3 separate regions of the Homo sapiens genome follow, and all the other regions are linked to region 1. A link is a loop called in an ENCODE intact Hi-C map of the cell type or tissue named here. Cell type or tissue: Caco-2. All regions are shown on one strand.

What was found. Peaks named below come from ENCODE experiments on the same cell type or tissue, not always from the same donor. Only the 100,000 strongest peaks of a DNase experiment are listed, where the experiment ranks them.
Region 2: a loop joins it to region 1, with 7 times the contacts of the local background. A loop is called at or near these places in 5 of 110 quality-filtered maps.
Region 3: a loop joins it to region 1, with 2.4 times the contacts of the local background. A loop is called at or near these places in 2 of 110 quality-filtered maps.

The regions. Positions count from the first base shown.
Region 1 is chr4:110,168,463-110,176,462 of GRCh38, reverse strand. All of the region lies in intron 1 of ELOVL6 (ELOVL fatty acid elongase 6), which reads left to right. Among named protein-coding and RNA genes, the nearest start is that of ELOVL6, 26 kb to the left of the region's middle. In Caco-2, no CTCF peak of the experiment used is centred here; DNase peaks (open chromatin) are centred at 3,272 and 4,312.
Region 2 is chr4:110,045,286-110,053,285 of GRCh38, reverse strand. ELOVL6 (ELOVL fatty acid elongase 6) reads left to right here. Exons shown (of 4, transcript NM_024090.3): 4 at 1,524-7,440. The coding sequence ends at 1,948. Among named protein-coding and RNA genes, the nearest start is that of EGF, 140 kb to the right of the region's middle. RefSeq lists an enhancer at 1,097-2,296. In Caco-2, a CTCF peak has its summit at 3,125 (motif pointing left); no DNase peak of the experiment used is centred here.
Region 3 is chr4:110,103,195-110,111,194 of GRCh38, reverse strand. It overlaps ELOVL6 (ELOVL fatty acid elongase 6), which reads left to right. Exons shown (of 4, transcript NM_024090.3): 2 at 5,567-5,698. Among named protein-coding and RNA genes, the nearest start is that of ELOVL6, 91 kb to the left of the region's middle. In Caco-2, no CTCF peak of the experiment used is centred here; no DNase peak of the experiment used is centred here.

The DNA of each region.
Region 1 (8,000 bases):
TGAGGCTAGGCGCAGTGGCTCATGCCTGTAATCTCAGCACTTTGGGAGGCCAAGGTGGGCAGATCACAAAGTCAGGAGTTTGAAACCAGCCTGCCAACATGGTGAAACCCCATCTCTGTTAAAAATACAAAAATTATCCAGGTGTGATGGTATGTGCCTGTAGTCCCAGCTACTTGAGAGGCTGAGGCAGGAGAATCACTTGAACCTGGGAGGTGGAGGTTGCAGTGAGCCAAGATCACGCCACTGCATTCCAGCGTGAGCAACAGAGTGAGACTCCATCTCAAAAAATAAATAAATAAATAAATAAATAAGGTAGAAACATTGATTTATTCATGGTGTTGTTAAATGTAAACTATTGAGTAAATTACTCTTTAATCTCTGAAGATAGAGCTCTAGATACTTTCTTGTTCTTTTTTTTTTTTTTTAACTCACCACTATGCCAATGAGGAGAGCTCTAGATACAAACTTCCTAATGGAAGTGGAAGAATAATGATTTAAACAAGTACAAATGATTAAGAAAGAATAGTTTTACACATTACATGACATGAGATCCTAAAACATGACCCCACATTGAGAAAGCTCTGTGACCATTGATACTGGAATCTATCATTCATCATCAGTTACTCAGCACATAATAAAGATCTCACTTACCCTTCCTATGAAGGCATGACTTAGACTTTATTTGCTGTTACTGTCTCTGTTGGATCATATGATAGTAACATCATAAAGAGGGATGATAGATGTAATGTAACTCTAGGGCTAGACTGCCTGAGTTCTGATCCTTGTTCAGCTTTGTAACCTTGGAGAGGGTAAAAGTCTTCTATAAAGCATAGTTTAATAATAATAAACTAACCTGATAAGAGTTGTTATATTGATTAAATGAGTTAATATATGTAAAGCTTTCACTGATGCTGTATATGTTTTAGTTATGTTGTTATCATTGATGTTACTTACATATGTCAGTATTTAAAATTTTACACACTACATTTACTTTATCTCATAGTCTCCTTCAACCCTATAAAATAGGATTTTTCATCTCCATTTTATAGGTGAGAACATTATATTTATGTCTTTTTTTTTTGAGACAGAGTCTTGCTCTGTTGCCCAGGCTGGAGTGCAGTAGCGCAATGTTGGCTCACTGCAACCTCTCCCTCTGGGGTCAAGCGATTTTCATGTCCCAGCCTCCCGTGTAGCTGGGATTATAAGCGTGCACCACCACGCGTGGCTAATTTTTGTATTTTTTGTAGAGACAGTGTTTCGCCGTGTTGGCTGGCTGGTCTCAAACTCCTAGCCTCAAGTGATCTGCCCGCCTCAGCCTCCCAAAGTATTGCGATTACAGGCATGAGCCACTGTGACTGGCCGATACTTATGTCTTGATTGTATATGAGCCCAACAGTGATTTGATTTTTTTTTTTAGTTTTTTAAATTATAAATTATATTTATAGTATAAACAAATTATAACATACATGGAATTTACACATTCTTAGATTATTTGGTCCGTAAAATTAGATTAAGAAGAAGCGAAAGGAATGATTAGTTAATACATAGGATACTAACAAGTATCCTATGAGTTAATTGCACTCTATAAGAATAATTAGGTTGTTCATTTAGTGCATTATATTCTTGGGATGGTTTTAGGTGCATCTAAATCTAAATATGCCAACTTTGAAGCAAAAGTAAAAATGTAGGTAAAGGTCATGTTATATAGTGTGACAATTTCTTGTGCTTTACATGTATTCTATAGTTGTAGAATTTCCATCTGTGACTAATAGGTCTTATAGCAGAAAAGCAAATTCATTTTAGTGAACGTGTGTTGACATTATAGGAATGTCAACCTAGCACATCAGGAATTCTAAGGTCAATAGAAAACTTGGTAAGTCTAGTCTGATTCAGTAGGGCCACAGGCAAAAAGAGATACCATTTGACCTTTTTAAAAAATGTATGTTCAAAAGTAAAAGCATTCATTATTATGAGAATATATATTTAAAATGCCTGAAGGCCAGGCGCAGTGGCTCACACCTGTAATTTCAGCACTTGGGGAGGCCAAGGCAGGCAGATCACTTGAGGCCGGGGGTTCAAGACCAGCCTGGCCAACATGGTGAAACCCCATCTCTACTGAAAATACAAAAATCAGCCGGGCATATGGTGGGATGGGCCTGTAATCTCAGGTACTCAGGAGGCTGAGGCAGGAGAATCTCTTGAGTTGCGGAGGTGGAGGTTGCAGTGAGCCGAGATTACGCCACTGCAGTCCAGCCTGAACAACAGAGTAAGACTCTGTCTCAAAAAAAAAAAAAAAAAGACTGTCTTTCTTTACATCCTGATATTTTAAAATCTTTTTCTTTCTTTTTAAAAAAAGTTTTTAAATTTCTAATTTTTGTGGGTTAATCTTTTTTAAAATTTACATTGAAAGTCATGCTATTTTTTCTATCCAACGAATATTTATCTTGCTTTTTTATATTTTTATTTTTTTAACTTTTATTTTAGGCTTGAGGGTACATGTGAAGGTTTGTTACATAGGTAAACATGTGTCATGGGGATTTGTTGTACATATTATTTCATCACCCAGGTATTAAGCCTAGTACCCAAAAGTGATCTTTTCTGCTCCTCTCCCTCCTCCCAACCTCCTCCATCAAGTAGACCTCATTGTTGTTTCTTTGTATTCATAAGTTCTTATCATTTAGCTCCCAAGGTAATGCTATTTTATCTTATTTCTTGCCAGAGCATCTAGCAGTAGGACCAATCAGTTGATCGAGGAATTTATTATTATTATTATTATTATTATTATTATTATTTTCCTTTACCTGATTTCTAGTTCTGCAAAAGGCCACCTTTACTTTGCCCTGTTATTAAACAGTCCATGTCACTTGACCTGATCAAGGAATTTTTTACAGTTGAGGAAATTTTGGCAAAATGCAGCCATAGGCTGAGTGACATGGACTGTTTAATAACAGGGCAAAGTAAAGGTGGCCTTTTGCAGAACTAGAATATCAGGTAAAGGAAACCATTCTTATCAGGTCTAATACAATTTTAGATGATAGTCTGAATCTTTCAGAATGTATGAGACCTGGATGTTCTAGGATGAGAATGGCTGGTTGTGGGTATCACTAGTGACATAAACAGAACTTGGAACAGTTATTGCCATCCTGGGACTAGCACTCAGAGAACACATTGGTCTGCTGGGATCACATCTCACCTGCTTCCCATTACTGCCTACTTCTGTGCCTTGACAGCCTGAGTTCATATTTCTCTCTGTTTGTTCTCATGCTTGACTAAGTCACACCCAATAATTTGTTCTGTCTGGGCGGAGAAGCAGGTCATAGGTGCTATTTGAATACACAGATAGGCAGATCAAGTCAGTGGATGAAATAGTACACTATTATGGCAATAAATGGCATGCTTTTTGTCTTTATTACACAAACCTGTGGGTTTACTTAGCACAAGACAAATGGGAAGGTGTCACTGGAACATAAGCATATGAGAATCCACATAGGCATATGCAGTGTGTCTCTCCTTTTGCATTCTTTGTTGTGCTTAGGACTTGAAGACAAGAAGGTTTGGGAGGTCCAGGGAGTATTGTTGGTTTTCCTTTTTCCCCTGCATGTGACACTCAATGAAAAGTCTCCATATTCCAGGGGTATATGTCCATTGTTTCACTGTAACAAGACTTAAAAGCTCTTAGCAGAGTTTACAGTAAAAAACATCAGCAAGAATTTTTAAGTACTTTGGGCTAATGCAGTTATTTATTTTTGTAAGCATATATTTTAAACTAAGTAAAATCAGATCTCAAAAAGACGTTTCTTAAGAAGAAGGGTATTCACTTAACTAAGCAACCAGTGTCAAGTGTGGATGCTATCCTAGAAGGCTCTTCTTTCTCAGTGCCTAATCCATGTACCTGGGATGGATTAGTACTATCTACCTCTAATCCTTGTACTTTGCAGGAGGTCCAGGCAATTCTCATTACTTGCTGTAGTTATGCTTTATAAAGTTGCTGGGGGTACTGAATTAGCAAACACTGAATCATTGCTCCCAGGTGGAATATAAGAATTAAGTTCCTACAAGTGTCTGGTCACAACATTTTCAACAATTGATCAATACATGACTTTCTTTTAAGTGTGCTTCTGTTAAAGACGTCTTTTGTATGTGAGTGGAAAAACTCAAAACTGTTTTTCCTCTGTTCTCACACCACTACCCAAGCAAGCAGTAAATTCTGCAGCAGACATCCACTGGGTGTCCTCCAGTTCAATTTTGACACTATCTGCTTGGAGATAGGGACAGATCCCACAGGTTAAAGTCCCAATCCCCAAGACTACCTGCTCTCCCCAGCCAAGAGTCACATGTCTGGGTCTCTGGAATTTCTGACCTCTGAGTGGCTTCAAGTTGGGATTCTCATGACTTTGGGTTGCACTAATTTGCTAGACAGGCTCAGAGAACTCAGGGAAACACATGTATTAGTTTATTATAAAGGATGTTATAAGTCTGGGCACAGTAGCTCACAACTGAAATCTCAGCACCGTGGGGACCAAGGCTGGAGGATTGCTTGAGCCCAGAAATTCGAGACCAGCCTGGGCAATATAGTGAGACCTTGTCTCTACAAAAAGCTAAAAAATAAGCCAAGTGTGGTGGCATGCACCTGTAGTCCCAGTTACTTGGGAGTCTGAGGTGGGAGGAAAGAGCACAGGAGGCAGAGGCTGCAGTGAGCCAAGATAGTGCTACTGTACTCCAGCCTGGACAACACAGAGAGAGACCCTGTCTCAACCAAAAAAAAAAAAAAAAAAAAAAAAAAGAGGATATTATGCAAGATACAGATGAAAAGATACATAGGGCAATGTATGGGAGAAGAGCTTGGAGCTTCCACGTCCTCCCTACGTGCACCACCCTCCAGTAACCTCCAGGTGCTCAGCTATCTGGAAATTCTCCAAACCCAATCTTGAGCTTCTTATGGAGACTTCATTGTGTAGGTATGATTGACAACCATGCAGAAATGTGATTGGACAAAAAAGGTATGATCTAATACTATTTATTTATTTATTTATTTATTTATTTATTTATTTTTGAGATGGAGTTTCACTCTTGTTGCCCAGGCTGGAGTGCAATGGCGCGATCTTGGCTCACTGCAACCTCTGATTCCCAGGTTCAAGCGATTCTCCTGGCTCAGCCTCCCAAGTAGCTGGGACTACAGGCATCAACCACCACACCCAGCTAATTTTGTATTGTTAGTAGAGATGGGGTTTCACCATGTTGGTCAGGCTGGTCTCAGTTTAAACTGACCTCCGGTGATCTGCCTGCCTTGGCCTCCCAAAGTGCTAGGATTACAGGCATGAGCCACAGCGCCTGGCCAACCTAATACTCATTGACTGAGCGGGAAACCCAGCAAGGCCTGTCTGTTCAGATTCTTCTTGGCCTGTGTGTCACATTCCTTCCTCCAGGGTAAGGGGCAAGATCCCTTCTGAATTGAGGGTCTCAGGACTCAATCAGAAAGGCCTGGGAAGGTTAGAGTTCTGCCTTGGGCTGGGGAAACCAGGGCAAGGGAAGGTCAGAGAGAGAGAGATTCCATTTTTTGAGGCCTTTTTCTGGGCCTAAAGTGCCCCAACATTATAACAAAAGACTTTAACAGGGCTGTGGGAGTTGCGAGCCAGGAGCTGTGGATGAAACCTGTATATATAATATCACACATCTTATTTAATATATTGTTGATTTGTTGACATTGAGCTTGCAGTCAATATCAACTCATGCCTGAACTAAGCTAATCTAACGTGTTTTTCTAAGGCAAATCATAATCTTGTGGTTAAGAACACTCCTCAGCATGTCAGCACTAGAGGCCAATTTAAATAGGGAAATCATGAAAAAGCACAAAAATGTAAGAAAGGTAGGACCAAGTACACTGCAAAAAGGACATTTGTTTAGAGAATGAGAGTCCAAAAAAGAAGCAGAGCATCACTTGGTTTAGCCTCAGCTAGGGATGTGCACATTGGGCAACTTAATTTTTTCACTGCTCTTTGCATGACCACAAATGACTACAAAAGTACTATGAGTATTGATTTGGAGGTTACAAATAAATTTTAGCGAGTATGCTAAATAAGTATGAATTCTTAGTAATGAGGATCAGCTGTATTCTGTTCTAGAAGTAACATGCAAAGTTCAAGCCTTTATCTTGTTTTTTGCATAATTCAAATTTATAATGGCAGCACACAACCTATACTTAGCAGTAAATATATCACAAAATGCTGATAAGGGAACTTTATTTTCATATAGAGAACTTGTCTTTTCAAATTTAAATCATAAAGCATGTTCTTAAGGCTGGAGATTTAAAAAATTTATAAATCTAATAAATATAGAAAACAAAATATAGGCTGGGCTCAGTGGCTCACGCCTATAATCCTAGCACTTTGGGAGGCCAAAGTGGGTGGATCACCTGAGGTTAGGCGTTCGAGGCCAGTCTGGCCAACATGGTAAAACATGGTAAACCCCCATCTCTACTAAAAATACAAAAATTAGCCAGGTGTGGTGTCACACGCCTTTAGTCCCAGCTACTTGGGAGGCTGAAGCAAGAGAATCGCTTGAACCTGGGAGGCAGAGGTTGCAGTGAGCTGAGATCGCACCATTGCACTCAGCCTGGGCAACAAGAGGGAAACTCCATCTCAAAAAAAAAAAAAAAGAAAGAAAGAAAAGAAAACTAAATATAAAATGAATATAAGCATAAATTCATAAAAATAAAAATTTTCTTAAAATTAGATCAAAAATTTTTGTTTCCTAAGGGAGAATCCAGAGAGAACTGGGAAGAAGAGTGGATAATTTCCAAACACCTGTGTGTGCTCACACACACACCGTGAATCCTTCACCATTGTTTTAATATGGAAGATGATTGGAGTGTGTTTTCTAGAAATTCTGAATAATACTTATTTAAAGACTTCTATTGGGCTGGCCAGGCATGGTGGCTCACGCCTGTAATCCCAGCACTTTGGGAGGCTGAGGTGTGTGGATCACCTGAGGTCAGGAGTTACAGGCCAGCCAGCCTGGCCAACATGGTGAAATCCCATCTCTACTAAAAATACAAAAATTAGCTGGGCATGGTGTTAGGCACCTGTAGTCCCAGCTACTAGGGAGGCTAAGGCAGGAGAATCACTTGAACCCAGGAGGTAGAGATTGCAGTGAGCCGAGATCGCACCACTGCACTCCAACCTGGGTGGCAGAGCGAGACTCCGTCTCAAAAAAAAAAAAACAAAACAAAAAACCCCAAAACTCTGTTGGGGTCGGGTGCAGTGGCTCACACCTGTAATTCTAGCACTTTGGGAGGCCAAGGTGGGTGGACCCTGTCTCTACCAAAAATACAAAAATTAGCCAGGTGTGGTGGCATACACCTGCAGTCCCAGCAACTTGGGAGGCTGAGATGGGAGAATTGCTTGAGCCCAAGAGGTCTAGGCTACAGTAAGCCATGATGGTGCCATTGCAAACCAGCCTGGGTGACAGAGTGAGACCCTTTCTCAAAGAAAATAACATTTAAAAAAGACTTACTGGACGTTTAATAAGGATATTATTAACTAATAATCATTGAGCTTACCACGTACCCACTAAAGGCTTCATGAACATTAATTTAATTAACCCTCCATTTTATGAAGTAGGCTTTGTGATTGGGCATGTCTTGGAGATGAGGTTAAGTAACTTGGAAAAGGTGGGACACCTGGTGATTGGCAGAGTGAGGCTTCAAACCCAGGCAGTCTAGGTCCACACTGCCTGTCCACAGAGTCTGGGTCTCTCCTGCTTTGGCTTATGACGTCAGCACCTACTGGGAAAATTACAGAAACCATTTTCAAAGGTGATATTTTGAAAAGCATATGGTGGGGCTCATTTTGTTTAAATGAGCTCTGCACAATGAAAGCACGTGAGAGCAGTTTTTGAAAAAGTTCTGATTGCATCCATTGAATTTGACTTTTTTTTTTTTTCTTTTTTAGACAGTCTTGCTCTGTCGCCCAGGCTGGAGTACAATGGCACGATCTTGGCTC
Region 2 (8,000 bases), 120 kb after region 1:
TTTTTCTTTGTTTTGTTTTGTTTTGTTGCGCTTAATTAAATTTCAGAAGAAGAAGAAGAACCAGGGCCGGGTTCTCAGGGCGGTGGCTCACGCCTATAGTCCCAGCACTTTAGGAGGCCGAGGCTGGTGGATAGCTTGAGCTCAGGAGTTCAAGACCTCATCTCTACTAAAAAAGTTTTTTTAAATTAGCTGGGCATGGTGGCACATGCCTGCAGTCTCAGCTATTCCTTAGGCTGCAGTGGGAGGATCACTTGAGCCCAGGAGATCAAGTTTTCAGTGAGCTGCGATGGCACGTAGGTGACAGGGCAAGACCCTGTCTCAAAAACAAACAAAAAATTAAAAGAACCTTCTAGCTTTTGTTTTTTACACAAAAAGAAGCCAGGTTTGAGTTCACCAAAGGTCATGAAGGATGTCGATTTTTCCCATGTCTCATAACCATAGAGATAGGAAGGAGAAAGACGCATTCACCTGCATTAGCCTGTTTCTGTCACACATCCTAGCGTAACTTCCCTTATTTTCTTACTCGCTAATGTAATTGGGTATATTTTTCACTGGGCTTGCTCTTCATCCAATTTTACATAAATGTTCTACAGTCTATTTTCAGAGCCCTGAAACTTTTCAGTGAAGCATTGCAGATACATAGCATCTACCCACCTCAGCATAATTCTAGCTTTCATAATATAAATTCCCTGCCTCAGAAGCTATGGTCTTTTCCTTCAAAGGGATATTGTTAGACAAAATTTTGATAGATCCTGGAAATCTTTTCAGTTAATTCTGTAAAATGAAAACTGTTATTTTCAATTGCTCCTCACTTGATTCACTGGTATAAAATATTCCTATTACCCTTGTCAGCAAATGTGTATAGAAGAGGATTTTTGTCCCCCTTTTTCTGTCTTTTGTTTAGGTTTTACTTTTCTCACTGCCATTTGGCAAGGCTGTGTAATTTAGGGAGCTCACAAAGATATATGTTTGAGGGGTACCTTTTATCATGTACCAAAGAAAAATTATGGTTTTACTACTCTAGAGAAGCCTTAGAACATTTTGCTGGGCACTTGACTTCCAGTCTGTTTCCTTTGATTGATAAATGATCTAAGACAAGTCACCAGTCCCCTCCAGGTGGTATTTCCTAAAATGTATAGTTGAGTTGGGAGTTGGCAACATAGTTGTTAATGTCCCTTCCAGATCAATGATGGATAAGATTTTGTGTGAAATACCTTGAAAGAAACATTTGCTGCTTGCCTCCTGTGTGTGAAGAGAGCCATGCTGATTATCCTACTTAATCCTCAGGTGATTCCATGCTACTCTTTTAAATTATCACCATTTATATAGATGAGGAAACTAGAAATAGTGAGGATAACTAACTTGTCCAGGGTCACAGAGCTAGTAAGTACCAGTTCAGGGTTCTAATCCAGTCTATGTAACTCTCCAGTCCTAGCTCAGGATGTCTACCCTCTTACAAAACTGTAAGTCATCGTTACTGGTGGTCAAGGATCTCACGTACCTTCTTCCTCTTTGTCTTCCAGGAGATACAATATTCATTATTCTGAGGAAGCAGAAGCTGATCTTCCTGCACTGGTATCACCACATCACTGTGCTCCTGTACTCTTGGTACTCCTACAAAGACATGGTTGCCGGGGGAGGTTGGTTCATGACTATGAACTATGGCGTGCACGCCGTGATGTACTCTTACTATGCCTTGCGGGCGGCAGGTTTCCGAGTCTCCCGGAAGTTTGCCATGTTCATCACCTTGTCCCAGATCACTCAGATGCTGATGGGCTGTGTGGTTAACTACCTGGTCTTCTGCTGGATGCAGCATGACCAGTGTCACTCTCACTTTCAGAACATCTTCTGGTCCTCACTCATGTACCTCAGCTACCTTGTGCTCTTCTGCCATTTCTTCTTTGAGGCCTACATCGGCAAAATGAGGAAAACAACGAAAGCTGAATAGTGTTGGAACTGAGGAGGAAGCCATAGCTCAGGGTCATCAAGAAAAATAATAGACAAAAGAAAATGGCACAAGGAATCACACGTGGTGCAGCTAAAACAAAACAAAACATGAGCAAACACAAAACCCAAGGCAGCTTAGGGATAATTAGGTTGATTTAACCCAGTAAGTTTATGATCCTTTTAGGGTGAGGACTCACTGAGTGCACCTCCATCTCCAAGCACTGCTGCTGGAAGACCCCATTCCCTCTTTATCTATCAACTCTAGGACAAGGGAGAACAAAAGCAAGCCAGAAGCAGAGGAGACTAATCAAAGGCAAACAAAGGCTATTAACACATAGGAAAAAATGTATTTACTAAGTGTCACATTTCTCTAAGATGAAAGATTTTTACTCTAGAAACTGTGCGAGCACAACACACACAATCCTTTCTAACTTTATGGACACTAAACTGGAGCCAATAGAAAAGACAAAAATGAAAGAGACACAGGGTGTATATCTAGAACGATAATGCTTTTGCAGAAACTAAAGCCTTTTTAAGAAATGCCAGCTGCTGTAGACCCCATGAGAAAAGATGTCTTAATCATCCTTATGAAAACAGATGTAAACAACTATATTTCAACTAACTTCATCTTCACTGCATAGCCTCAGGCTAGTGAGTTTGCCAAAACCAAAGGGGGTGAATACTTCCCCAAGATTCTTCCTGGGAGGATGGAAACAGTGCAGCCCAGGTCCCATGGGGGCAGCTCCATCCCAGAGCATTTCTGATAGTTGAACTGTAATTTCTACTCTTAAGTGAGATATGAAGCATTATCCTTTTGTTCAGTTGCCCCGGGCTTTTGAACAGAAGAGTAAATACAGAATTGAAAAAGATAAACACTCAACCAAACAATGTGAAAACGGGTTCTGTAGTATTTGTAAAAAGGCCCGGCCCAGGACCACTGTGAGCTGGAAAAGGGAGAAAGGCAGTGGGAAAAGAGGTGAGCCGAAGATCAATTCGACAGACAGATGGTGTGTATGCCCCTCCCTGTTTGACTTCACACACACTCATAACTTTCCAAATGAAACCCCACAGTATAGCGCATATTTTCGATATTTTTGTGAATTCCAAAAGGAAATCACAGGGCTGTTCGAAATATTGGGGGAACACTGTGTTTCTGCATCATCTGCATTTGCTCCCCAAGCAATGTAGAGGTGTTTAAAGGGCCCTCTGCTGGCTGAGTGGCAATACTACAACAAACTTCAAGGCAAGTTTGGCTGAAAACAGTTGACAACAAAGGGCCCCCATACACTTATCCCTCAAATTTTAAGTGATATGAAATACTTGTCATGTCTTTGGCCAAATCAGAAGATATTCATCCTGCTTCAAGTCAGCTTCAGAAATGTTTTAAAAGGGACTTTAGCTCTGGAACTCAAAATCAATTTATTAAGAGCCATATTCTTTAAAAAAAAAAAGCTGGATAATATTCTCTGTAATATTTCAGTCCTTTACAAGCCAAATACATGTGTCAATGTTTCTAGTATTTCAAAGAAGCAATTATGTAAAGTTGTTCAATGTGACATAATAGTATTATAATTGGTTAAGTAGCTTAATGATTAGGCAAACTAGATGAAAAGATTAGGGGCTTCCACACTGCATAGATTACACGCACATAGCCACGCATACACACACAGACACACAGATGTGGGGTACACTGAACTTCAAAGCCCAAATGAATAGAAACACATTTTCTGGCTAGCAGAAAAAAACAAAACAAAACTGTTGTTTCTCTTTCTTGCTTTGAGAGTGTACAGTAAAAGGGATTTTTTCGAATTATTTTTATATTATTTTAGCTTTAATTGTGCTGTCGTTCATGAAACAGAGCTGCTCTGCTTTTCTGTCAGAGATGGCAAGGGCTTTTTCAGCATCTCGTTTATGTGTGGAATTTAAAAAGAATAAAGTTTTATTCCATTCTGTGTGAATGGTTTGAGCAGTGAACAAAGAATCCATGCAAACCAAGTCATGACTGGAAGAAATGGGGAGTGGGGGACAGTGCAGGGGAGGAAAGCTGTTACATCTATGTTAAATGATTGTGAGCAGTCTATAATGTCTTGATGTTGGTTCATAGGTGAGACACAACTGATGGAGGAATGTATTATAAATTATGCAAAATCTGACATGAGCTGAAAAGACAGGTCCTTTTATAAGAGCTAATAGATGCTTAGGATGCAAATGTTATTTTGAGCTTCGCAAATACATGATACCGTGCAATAAGCCTTTTTTCCTTATAACAGAAAATGAGAATAATTAAAATGAGGAGAAGGCCACATAACAGTTGACTTGAATTTAATTGAAGGACCCATTGGAGGCTCATCTGGTTGATTTAATTATTTAATTGAGTGATTTATTGCAGATCTCTTAATGCAGGTTAGAAACGGAAGTGAGCATAAACCTTAAAAAGACTCTAAATGATGCTTCCAAAGCACTTTCATTTTGGTATTAGGTTCATGTTTGTTTGTCTTTACTTGTAAAATAATTTGGAATTTTTGTTTACAGGGTGAATGTCTTAATAGTTTTAAAATTAGCTAAATATATCTAAAGGCATTTCCAATGTTTATCATGGGAGGAAAAAAGCCACATTTTTTTTAAAACAAAACAAAACAAAACAAAATTTTGGTAATATAGGTTCAATACACTGTTTTTAACATCTCAGCTTAGCCGCTTTAATCATATCAAGATATGAGGCTGGATCACTGGCCCATGACAAATCTGAAACCTACCAGAGAATTGACTGCTGCATAGATAATCCTGCTGCCAGTTAACATTCCAGAAAAACTTGGGCAGGCAAGTTTTTATAGCTGCCCCACTATGCTGCAATAGAGTATCTTTCTATTGAAGATTTTCCACTGCATCCCGATCCTACTATGGTGAAAGCATTGTTCTTGGGCTAAAAAAAAATCCTTTATTTCATACACACATGATTTCATACACTAGGTCTGAGCATCAAGCCAAGTCCATGAGTTTGCAATGAAGTTCTAGTGAGAAATGCTCTATTCATAAAGCAGGGGGTTTACGTGGACCTTCTAGTGTTGCTTATGGGAAAAGAGTAACTACCATATTACATCTAACGCAAGGCCAAAGTACCAAATTAAAACCATGGATTGAGGTGGTTATTCGAAGTCACTTACTCCCATCCTTCTAATTATGCTCCACTACAAAAGTAAGGGGAGAAGAGGGAATACTTTACATGTACATTGCTAGAGGGAAAAGAAAGGCTTGATTATATCCCCTCGCTTCTCCACCTCTCTGCTCATGTAAAGAAACTGATGAGAAAAGAGACTAATATGTCTAGACTGAGTTAGAAACTTCATATGAGTGGGTTTTGTAGAATTGATGGGAAAGACAGTGGGAACCTAGAAGAACAGAAAGAGACCCACAGAATGTCTTTCTTTTTTTTTTTTTTTTTTTTTTTGAGGTGGATTCTTGCTGTTGTTGCCCAGGCTGGAGTGCAGTGGCGCGATCTAGACTCACTGCAACCTCCGCCTCCCAGGTTCCAGCAATTCTCCTGCCTCAGCCTCCCAAATAGCTGAGGTTACAGGCGCCCGCCACCACACCCAGCTAATTTTTGTATTTTTAGTAGAGACAGGGTTTCACCATGTTGGCCAGGCTGGTCTCGAGCTCCTGACCTCAGGGGATCCACCCGCCTTGGTCTCCCAAAGTGCTGGGATTATAGGCGTGAGCCACCGTGCCTGGCCCAGAATGTTTTTTTAAATCAGATGTAGCATCTTCATAAGGTAAAGCCTGTCACATCAGAGTAACAAAGCTCCTGGAGTACAGTGATGCTAGAGTAGAATGTTCCAGAAGTCTGGCCATAGCCCCAGCTTCTGAATTACCTGGGAGAGACAAGATGCTCAGGTTACTATTTTTTCTTTATTCTGATAGTACAGCCTCTACTCAGAGACCACGGTGTGTGTCACACAACCGAGGCAGCTAGGGCATATTCTGAGGGCTTTTTTTTTTTTTTGGTTTCCTTAATGATTCTTTAACAGAGTAACTGGATTGGCCAAGGTCTGATTCAAGAGGCTGTGAGGAGAGTAGAGAACAAATAGACTTTGCCTCTCAGAGTTCAGAGCTTTAAGTTGTATAAGCATGGTCCATGTCCACCTCTTGTAGACACTTATTCCTTAAAAGTTTCCATCATGAAAAATAATATCATGTCAAAATTTTATAAGCACCCAGAATGTCCCAGTAGTCAAATGTAGTGTCTTTCTCCAGTCTCTGTTTTCGATAATAAATACCTTGCTCTCAATTTAGGATGATCGTAAAGCCTATGTTCATGCTGTGAGTCATTGTCTCCCACAGCTTTTGAAACATCGTTCTTTGTCTTTTCTATACAACACCTGATTCTTTGTGCCTCAGACTCATTGCTATCAGGAAGAGACTTTGCCAAGATCCACCACCACATTTGGCCAGTAGTGTATACACATTAAAGTGAGAGCTGATGAAATCACAATGCTCTATTTTGTTCCGACAATCAGTATGAAGGGGTAGGTCCCAGTTTGCCAATGAGCAACAGCCTCTGTATGCTGGTGTCCAAGACTTACACAAAACAAGTGTCAGTGCAGTCACAGCATTTTCTTGAATGCTGTTGTGACAGACTCCAGTTATAAACATCTGCGAGCCATATGGCACAACTCATAGCTAAAGAGGCCGGTACAGGGCACATGCACAGAGCTTTGAAGAACATACACAAACCTGTTGAATCAAGTTACTTTCCTCATCCTCAGAGACTTTGACAATTCAGAGCTCACAGATGGCAGGGGGAATTCTCAGGCTTCCCTTCCTCCTGATTGACACTTTTTAAAGGAAGTGATGTGGAAGTTGTTCTAGAAGTTAGATGGACAGTGGGAGCACATTCGTGAGTGGGGCTTGGGAGAGCTCAAAAGTGGCACTTTGATTTTAGGCTGGGCAGGCAGAAGTCTCACAGTAAAATATATTTCACTAGACGTCCAAACCAACACTGCATTGTAGTAACCTCTTCTGAAGTAACTGGTTAAATTAATAACTGGTCCCATAAGTCAGGGTCAAGCCACATTTATAACCCATTCGGGCCGGCCATGAAGGGTTCTGACTCGACATTGGTATTTAAATGCTGTTACTTTCCCAATGCTTAGTAGCACTTGAGACTTTATTTCCATCGACAAAAACTAAGAAGGCCACAGAAGTAGCCTAACAGTCCTCCCTGGTCATACTCGTTTCAAACAGGTCTGCCTGTCTAGACATATTCAGGCAGGAGGTTGCTTGCTGCTATCTTGAAAACCACTGGAAGATTCAGCTTCTTGGGGACCTCAGAGCCCATATTCATATGGAAGCCCACCCATATAAGCCTCACAGAGCAAATCACAGCAATGTTGAAGTTGTTATTTTCAAGTGCTTATTTCACGACATTAAAAAAAATATTTTTTCCTGGTGTATTAAAATTAAAAATAAAATCATAACTTTTGATTTAAAATCAAACTGTGTTTCTGTTTTCTCTTACTCTGGGCAATTTAAATGGGACATCTAGGACACTGAGGGTTCCTCAAATACTCAGAAATGCCATTTCCACACTTGACACCCATAGGCTTGGGGCACAGAGATGAGTCACTAAAACTCCTCGCTTTCTAGTAGAGCCCAAAGATGCTGTAGCCCTCAACTACTACTGACTAAATGTCCATAAGATGTCCAGCCCTTCAGTAATGCCTTTCATTGATAGATTGATAGAGCATCTTACAATTCATATGCTTTCTACCTCTGTTGGTTCACCAGAGCAATTTTTTTGGGGGGTGGGGGGGATAGAGTCTTGCTCTGTCCCCCAGGCTGGAGTGCAGCAGCAAGATCTTGGCTTACTGCAACTTCTGCCTCCTGTGTTCAAGCAATTCTTCTGCCTCAGCCTCCTGAGTAGCTGGGATTACAGGGGCGCACCACCACGCCTGGCTTTTTGTATTTTTAGTAGAGACTGGGTTTCACCATGTTGGTCAGGCTGGTCTCGAACCCCTGACCTCATGATCCGCCTGCCTCGGCCTCCCAAAATGCTG
Region 3 (8,000 bases), 65 kb after region 1:
AGGTGACAAGGGGGGAAAAAGATAAGTTTACAGATGTATACAAGGAATTTCTGTGTCCAATCTGCTTCTAAGAGGGGTATACTTTCCTGGAAAGGGATGTGCAGCCATGTTATTGAATCTCATGGACTAAATGTAACTCTACTTTGCTTATGGCCTACTTCAAGGATAGAAAAACTAAAAACTAGTTCTCACACCTTTTTTAAAAAAATAGATGAGGAGAACCTGTGATCTCTAAATTAGTATCTGGAGGGGGAAGCAAAAAGGTAAAGTGCTTACAACTCAAAGAAGCTTGGAAATCACACCTTAGTTGGTATCCTTGGTCATACACAACAGCTTGGAATAAGAATAAGGAACCTTTACCTTAGTTATGGCTTTGTCTTGCAATTGTAAAGCCACTTTTCATTTGTATCAATTACGGGCATATTTTCATGATTATTCACAAAATTGTTTGTCAGAATTTCTGGGCATATGGTTAATTTACTTACGAATAAAACCTCCTGGCCAGGTGTGGTGGCTTACATCTGTAATCCCAGCACTTTGGGAGGCTGAGGCAGGAGGATTGCTTCAGTCCAGGAGTTGGGGACCAGTCTGGCCAGCATACTGGGATCCCATTTCTGCAAAAAAATTAAAAGAATCAGGCGCACCTGTAGTGCCAGCTACCCAGGAGGCTGAAGTGGGAAGATCGCTTGAGCCCTGGAGGCTGAGGCTGCAGTGAGCCATGATCACACCACTACGCTCCAGCCTAGATGACAGAATGAGACCTTGGCTCAAAAAAAAAAAAAAAAAAAAAAAATCTGCGGAAAAATTTCCATTTTTTTTAACGTAAAAAAAATGCCTATATGAAGTCTTGCAGAATCCTTAAGAATGTGGCAGAATTAAGCCCTGGATAGGACTTCAAGAAACCTCAGGATCCCTCTCAAGAAAATCTTATTTTCTTATCAAATTATAACCACCATAGACATACATTAAATGTCATATTGGCAAAAAGTAGTGTTATTTCCTCTAGTCTCTGGGTCCCTACTTTATTTGTATCCCTAAAATCACTTTCAGAACCATAAGTTGTTTCCTGACTTGAGTCAGCAACTGAACTGCAAGAGGACTCTTAAAAGAGGAGGGGGGTGCACCAGTTGGCATTCTGTCTCAGCGTCAGACTCTTCACCTTAGAACATGAAAACTTTCTCTGCACTAGGTAGATAGGTATCAGCTGAACTGGGCGGTGCCCTTTTCATTTTTTCCCCTCACTGCTTTTTACTTTCCCATCTCCTTGTACCTCACATGTGTACAGTAGCCATAATGAAGGCCATGTAGATACGACATGAAAGAGCCAGGAGGGAGCTCAGGCCAGCTTCCCAAGCTATTCATTAGCAATTATCCTATGTTGAAATACTACCCACATAAACATTTCTTCATTAGCAAATAAACTAGTTTGACTCTTGGGGTATAGAAATCTTGACGTGAATGCTAACGAGACTCAAGCTAAGCACTGGTTTCAGTGAAATCCCACGAGTTTAAAAAAACATGTATTTCAATTTATGCATACTTTTTCAGAAATGTTAATGGGTAAAGCAAGAAATACCAATCATAAGTGAGAACTTGCTCAGCTACTCTGGTAAGAATCAAAAAAGCATGTCCTAGGAATGCTTTGGAACAAGATAGTATGATAGAGAAATTCAGATTTCTAAGGATAGATCCACTATTCATTTTTATTAATTATGGAATAATTTCCATTGTTCATCTTGATGACAGAAATAGAAGGGTAAAAAGGATAAATATAAGCTTGACAGAATTAAAGCACATCAGTATTTCATTTGGGTTGTCTTTATTTGGTTGGTCACCTGGTAATCATAACTCCTGAATCACCACACTGAAAAGTACTTATTAAGTACCTATAATTATGGGTTGTGCTATATGATGCACATTTAAAATTTATTAAACAAGAAGAGTCCATGCTATCTCAAAATGACTGATTATCTAATAATAAAACAGTATAGTGTTACCATTATACCCAAGTATGGAGGCCTGCCAGTATACAAAGTATTACCACAGAACCATTAGGAAAGCAATCTATCCACATTAAAAACTAAGTGGGCTAGTGGCAAACCATTATTCATCTTGAATATAATTGAACTTTACCGGAGAGATGCCAGAAAGGAAAGGCAATTTTAATTCATTTAAATTGTCCTGTTCATTAAAGAAAATCTTACCTTCTTCTAAGCAATATGGAAAACAAATAGTACATTCAACCATAAATGACAACTCAGTTAAAGAGGTAATTATTAATGCTTAGGCAACTTCCACTTATAGCAGATGCTTAGGTTTAATTCCAAACTAACCCCAAGGATTTGAATTTCACTACAGTAAAAGATTTCTGTGCATGCAATGAAAAACTTACTTTGATCACAGCACTCAAACCGATTCCCATTAACTACCTGTGACCCTGATATAGCTTATACAATTATTTTGTGTTTACCTACCTGCTTGACCACAGCCATGACAATGTTGGATAGTCTTGACCAGTGTAGCATGAAGCTGTGTGACTGTGAGTGACTATTGTCATCGGTTCCCTATTCTCTTTTCTGTCGAAGGAGGAAATTGGGCTCCACCTCTAAGGTTCCTTGCTTGCAATTATCAAGTTCTATGATTCTGTACTGACTGACTTCATTGCCTTAGCTGTTGAATTGCTTTGTAAAGAGAGCTCTTGTGGAAAAGTGAATGGCCCTTGCTGGGAAGTGAGCAGTGCATTAGGATTAATTCTCATTTTAGAAGTTAGGAAATTGGAGAAAAAATACATAGGGAAGATTTTTTGTTCTTTTCTTGGTTCTTGAGGCATTACTTTTCCCTTTATGGCTAGAATGATAGGATTGTATGAAGATATTCATTTAACTTGGTTTATGATTGCAAGTAATACAGTTAATACAACCATAATCAGAATCTCAATTATGTTGAATGGGTAAGATAAATAATGGTAATTTTAAGGAAATGTCTTCCATGGTATATGTATAATTAATTTCTGTTCTCAAAGAAGCAAAGAGGGTTTGGATGAAAGCTTCCCAGGCTCAGAAAATATGACAGTAGAAACATGAAGATGGGAAATTCTTCTTCATCTTTTCACAGTTACACAATGTTCTACACATTATGCAATGATTATGTAATTCAACAGGACAGCTTAAGGAATTTTTACAGCTTATAAGATAACACTTCAAGTACCCCTTTTTCTTCTGAAAGTTTACCACAAGAACAGGAAAATCTAGGGCTACTTTACCTCTAAGCCTGTTTATTTATGAAATAAAGATAATACTTTACCTGCACCATGAGGATTAAATGGTAAAGCTTTTTGGCATTATGTCTACCCATAGGAATCACTCTATAAATCATAATGTGATTATTGTCACTTATTACCTTTATAAATTAGAAAAAAAGTATATACTTTTTCAGATTACTATCACCTACATTAACTTGGTAGAACTTTATTTTTCTTTAGTCTTTGCTTATATGTGCATAAACAGAAACAGTGATTGTGACTCTTAAGTAATTTAATTCCATGCCCTTGTAATTTCCAGAGGAGAAATAAAGCAATATATAATTTATGGCCAAAAGTACTTTCTTCCTGAAATGTCCAATAGTTAAAGTTTCCACAAAATTGTTTCACTGAAGTATAGAAATAATCAATGTCTTTCTGGGGGAAGAAAATGTATCATAATATTTTTCTGAATATTTGACTCTTTAGTTATTAATGTATTACGGGGAAAGTACAACTTTCTGTTAGTGTTTGCTGCCTGTTTACTGTACACAGATGCCTGATTATTTTCCCCATCAGAAAATTTGATAGGACAAGACCACGTTCATTCAACAGATATTTATTAAGCACCTACTGTGTTCCAGGTCTTGTGGGCCCAAGAGAAGAGTCTGTAAACCTCAGTGAAAGTGATTTATTCAACATTTACTTATGGGTTGATTTCTGGAATCATTGCTTTATTTGGTGGTATTCACTAAGTAGGTCACTTGCATTCATTTACATAGGAAAGCTGCTTGTGTAAATAGCAAGGTCCCTTATGAGTCAGCATTACATGTCAGCATAAAGGGAGAAAACACGAAGCATTTTACAAATAATACTCTTTAGGTGAACACATTTTGCTTTTGATATTATGTTTTGTAACTTATTTCTCAACCCTTTCCTTATTGATCTAATTGAATAGGGAAGACCCATTTTAAGAGAAACATTGCTTTCTCAGGAAACATGCTCAACTGTTTTAAATTATTTATAAGGTTTCTGTTGCTTTCAGTCGAATCATAGTTCTATTATAGAAGTTTGTGGATTTTTGCTTTTGAATTTATCTTTTGGCATTATCAGTACTGTTGTCAGAGGCATTTGTACCAGAGTGACTTTATCTTGAATAGGGGCTAAGTAAAATGAGGCTGAGACCTACTGGGCTGCATTCCCAGGAGGTAAGGAATTCTTAGTCACAGGATGACATAGGAGGTTGGCACAAGATACGGGTCACAAAGACCCTGCTGATAAAACAGGATATAGTTAAGAAGCTGGCCAAAACCCACCCAAACCAAGATGGTAACACAAGTGACCTCTGATCATCCTCACTGCTTATTATATGCTAATTATAATGCATTAGCATGCTAAAAGACACTCCCACCAACACCATGACAGTTCACAAATGCCATGGTACAGTATACAGTCTAAAAAGGGAAGGAACCCTCAGTTCTGTTCCTGGGGAAATCCCCGCCCCTTTCCCCGGAGCACTCATGAATAATCTACCCCTCGTTTAGCATGTAATTAAAAAACCCATAAAAGTAGCCAGCCAGCAGTCCTCAGGGCTGCCTATGGAATAACCATTCTTTTATTCTTTTGCCTTTTGAGATGGAGTCTCAAAAATCTCAGCTCATTGCAACCTCTGCCTTCTGGTTTCAAGCAATTCTGCCTCAGCCTCCCAAGTAGCTAAGATTACAGGTGCCCACCACCATGCCTGGCTAAATTTTGTATTTTTAACAGAGAGGGAGTTTTACCATGTTGGCCAGTCTGGTCTCAAACTCCTGGCCTAAAGTGATCCACCCACCTCTGCCTCCCAAAGTGCTGGGATAACAGGTGTGAGCCACCACACCCACCCAAGATAAAATTTTAAATGGCTATCTTGTTCCAAGACACAACCTTGTCACCAAATAGTTCCAATAAAAACACTTCTTTTTAAAATTCATGTATGTATCTAAATTGGCTCAACAAACTCTAAAGAATAAAATTATTTCTCTCAGTGAAAAGACTACTTTTTGTACTTCAATGCTATGTTGTTGAAATTTCAGTCCTAGAGCCTACAAAGGAAATATATCTATCCTGACATGATACTTAATATGTTGGTTAAACTACTGGAAGACCTGATTTGTCAAGGGAGATTTCAACAGAACACTAGTTTGCCGTGTAGACTAGACTCCCTCTTCAGTGAAGCAGGAATATTCTCAAGAATATTTTTTCAGTGCTTACAAAGAGGAGAACTGGTACAAAATTTGGTGTTTCCTAATGACTAAAAATATCTTAAAGATTTTGTTTGCTTGTTTGCAGGAAGAAATCTTTCCTGTTTTCTGCTCTGTATGCTGCCTTTATATTCGGTGGTCGGCACCTAATGAATAAACGAGCAAAGTTTGAACTGAGGAAGCCATTAGTGCTCTGGTCTCTGACCCTTGCAGTCTTCAGGTAGGTTTTTTTCATTTTTCTAATAAAACGTATCCATTTTATCACTTGCTGAAAGAATGCAATGATTGAGCATTTGATTTTAAATCTGATATTTTTGATTATTGAATATGATGAGGACATAAAATAAAGTCATGTTCAGAAAGAAAGCCTTCACTGCCACCATTTGCCATGATGTATTCAACCTTATATATTTTGAGAGGTGTCAGGCCATCTCTTGTCCTGTCCAAATTGGTCATGCAGTAATCTGATTGATCTGTTAGGATGAGAAGCAGTACAGCAATTCATTATTGTTATTGGCTAAATATAGATGAAAGGTTAAATGGGAAGGCACACAAGTAACCTGTTGAAGTCTATTGGAGAACAGGGTTCAAATACCCTGGGTGTGCTGTTCCTAACACTTAATCAAAAGATGACACTTAGACATAGACCAGACACTGGACATCTGTGTCAGTATTGCTAGACCAGAGAATGCTTTTGCTCTGCATCTTCAAAAGCACCCTCCACCCTCATTCCCCGAACTGACTTGCAGACATGTGTTTATGTAGCCAGCTCTGGCTTTGTAAATGTGAAAGAACTCAACACAGAGACTGTCAGGACAAGGCCTGTTCTCTCAGGGCATCTGTCAGCTGGTGTGCAGACTCATTCCTCCAGAAGCTTTCAGGAGCATTTCCAGTCTTGTATTATTTTGTGATCTAGGCAATCACAAGACTAATTAGCACCCAGCTGGTGTCCAAGCAAGTGCCAGGATTTACCTAGAGTGCTAACAAAGGCACCTGTTCTATTTGTGTTTTGCTTGTCAAAACCAGCAAGTTCATAACTAGGCTTGGGGAGGAACGGGAGCGGAGTAAATGTAGATATACTATGAAACACAAAACTATTAATTTTCATATTTATAAATATTCATTTGTATTTTTTCATATATTAACTGTTCTAAGCAGAAATGGATGTTATCATTAAAGCTTCATTAGTTACTTAAAGCTTATTAAAAATGACTGAGGAAGAGTATTTCCATTAAACTCTTATGATCTGTGTTTTTCCATAATGTTGGATCCCTCCATCTAAAACACCCACTTACTCACCACTACTGAATATACTTTTTATTTCAGTGCAATTTCTAAAGCCCTAGGTTTGAAGTACTCATGATTTGGATCTGTCACTAAAATCTCCTTCCAGTTCAATCTGTATCAGATCATGATTCTCTATAATATAAAGAAGGCTTTTCATTTTTATTTACATTTAAGGTTGACAGAGTATGCCTCACCTGAAGTATTTTGATATTTGTGGGGAATTTATCTCTATCCTAATGAAGCCTTTCACCATTTTACTGATTTTTCAATATTCCCTGCACCTTTATCTTTTGTTATTTTAAATTTTAACACTTGTAAGCGGAGAAAAAAAGTACAATGACTCCCCTGCAACCCCTACCTTGGTTAAACAATTGTCAACACTTGGCTGATTTTACTTCGTTTAATCTTGCTCACCTTGTTTCTCATCCCCAAATTATTTGGAACTATTAATAATAGAGGCTGAAATAATTCTTATTGAAATCATACCATGGCTAAAGGTTAAGTACTCTTTAAAAGCAAACACAGTATTATGATCTCACCTAAATTAATAATTTGTTCTTATTAAATTTCAAATTTCTTCAGTTGTCTCATAAATGATTCCTGTTTTACAGTTTAAGAACCTAGATCAAAATGAGATCTTTACACTTCCATTAACTGATATCTTTTGGCTTATAGATTTCCTCTTTTTCCTTATGATTCATCCTTTGAAGAAACCAGATAGTTTACCCCATAGAGCTTCCTCTGGCCTGGATTTTGCTTGATTGCATTTTTCTGTACCTTCTATTTCTTATAAGTTGTAGTTAGATCTAGAAGGTTTATTACATTCAGGTGTAATATTTGAAGAGGCTTTCTATAAGAAGAAACTTGCCTTTATCAACTATTCGGTTATCTTGAAGTATATACAGTTATTATAGCAAAGATTAGGATAAATGCTTGATTCTTTGTCTATATTCATCAGGTTTTTTTTTTAAGTTAGTTAGCATGTAAACAATAAGATTTGTTTTCTTAAGAATCATTATAAACTTATGGATATGTACTTTTTCATATGCCAGTGATTTTGAGATATGATTTTGATGTGTTTTAAGTCCATTGCTATTCCTTTTGATGGTGATAGTTTGATTTTTTTTTCTTTAATTACAAGATACCAGGCCAGGCATGTTGTATATTTCTTGTCCAGAACTGGAATCAGCCATTTCTCCAAAGAGCCTGTATTAGTTCGTTTTCATGCTGCTGAT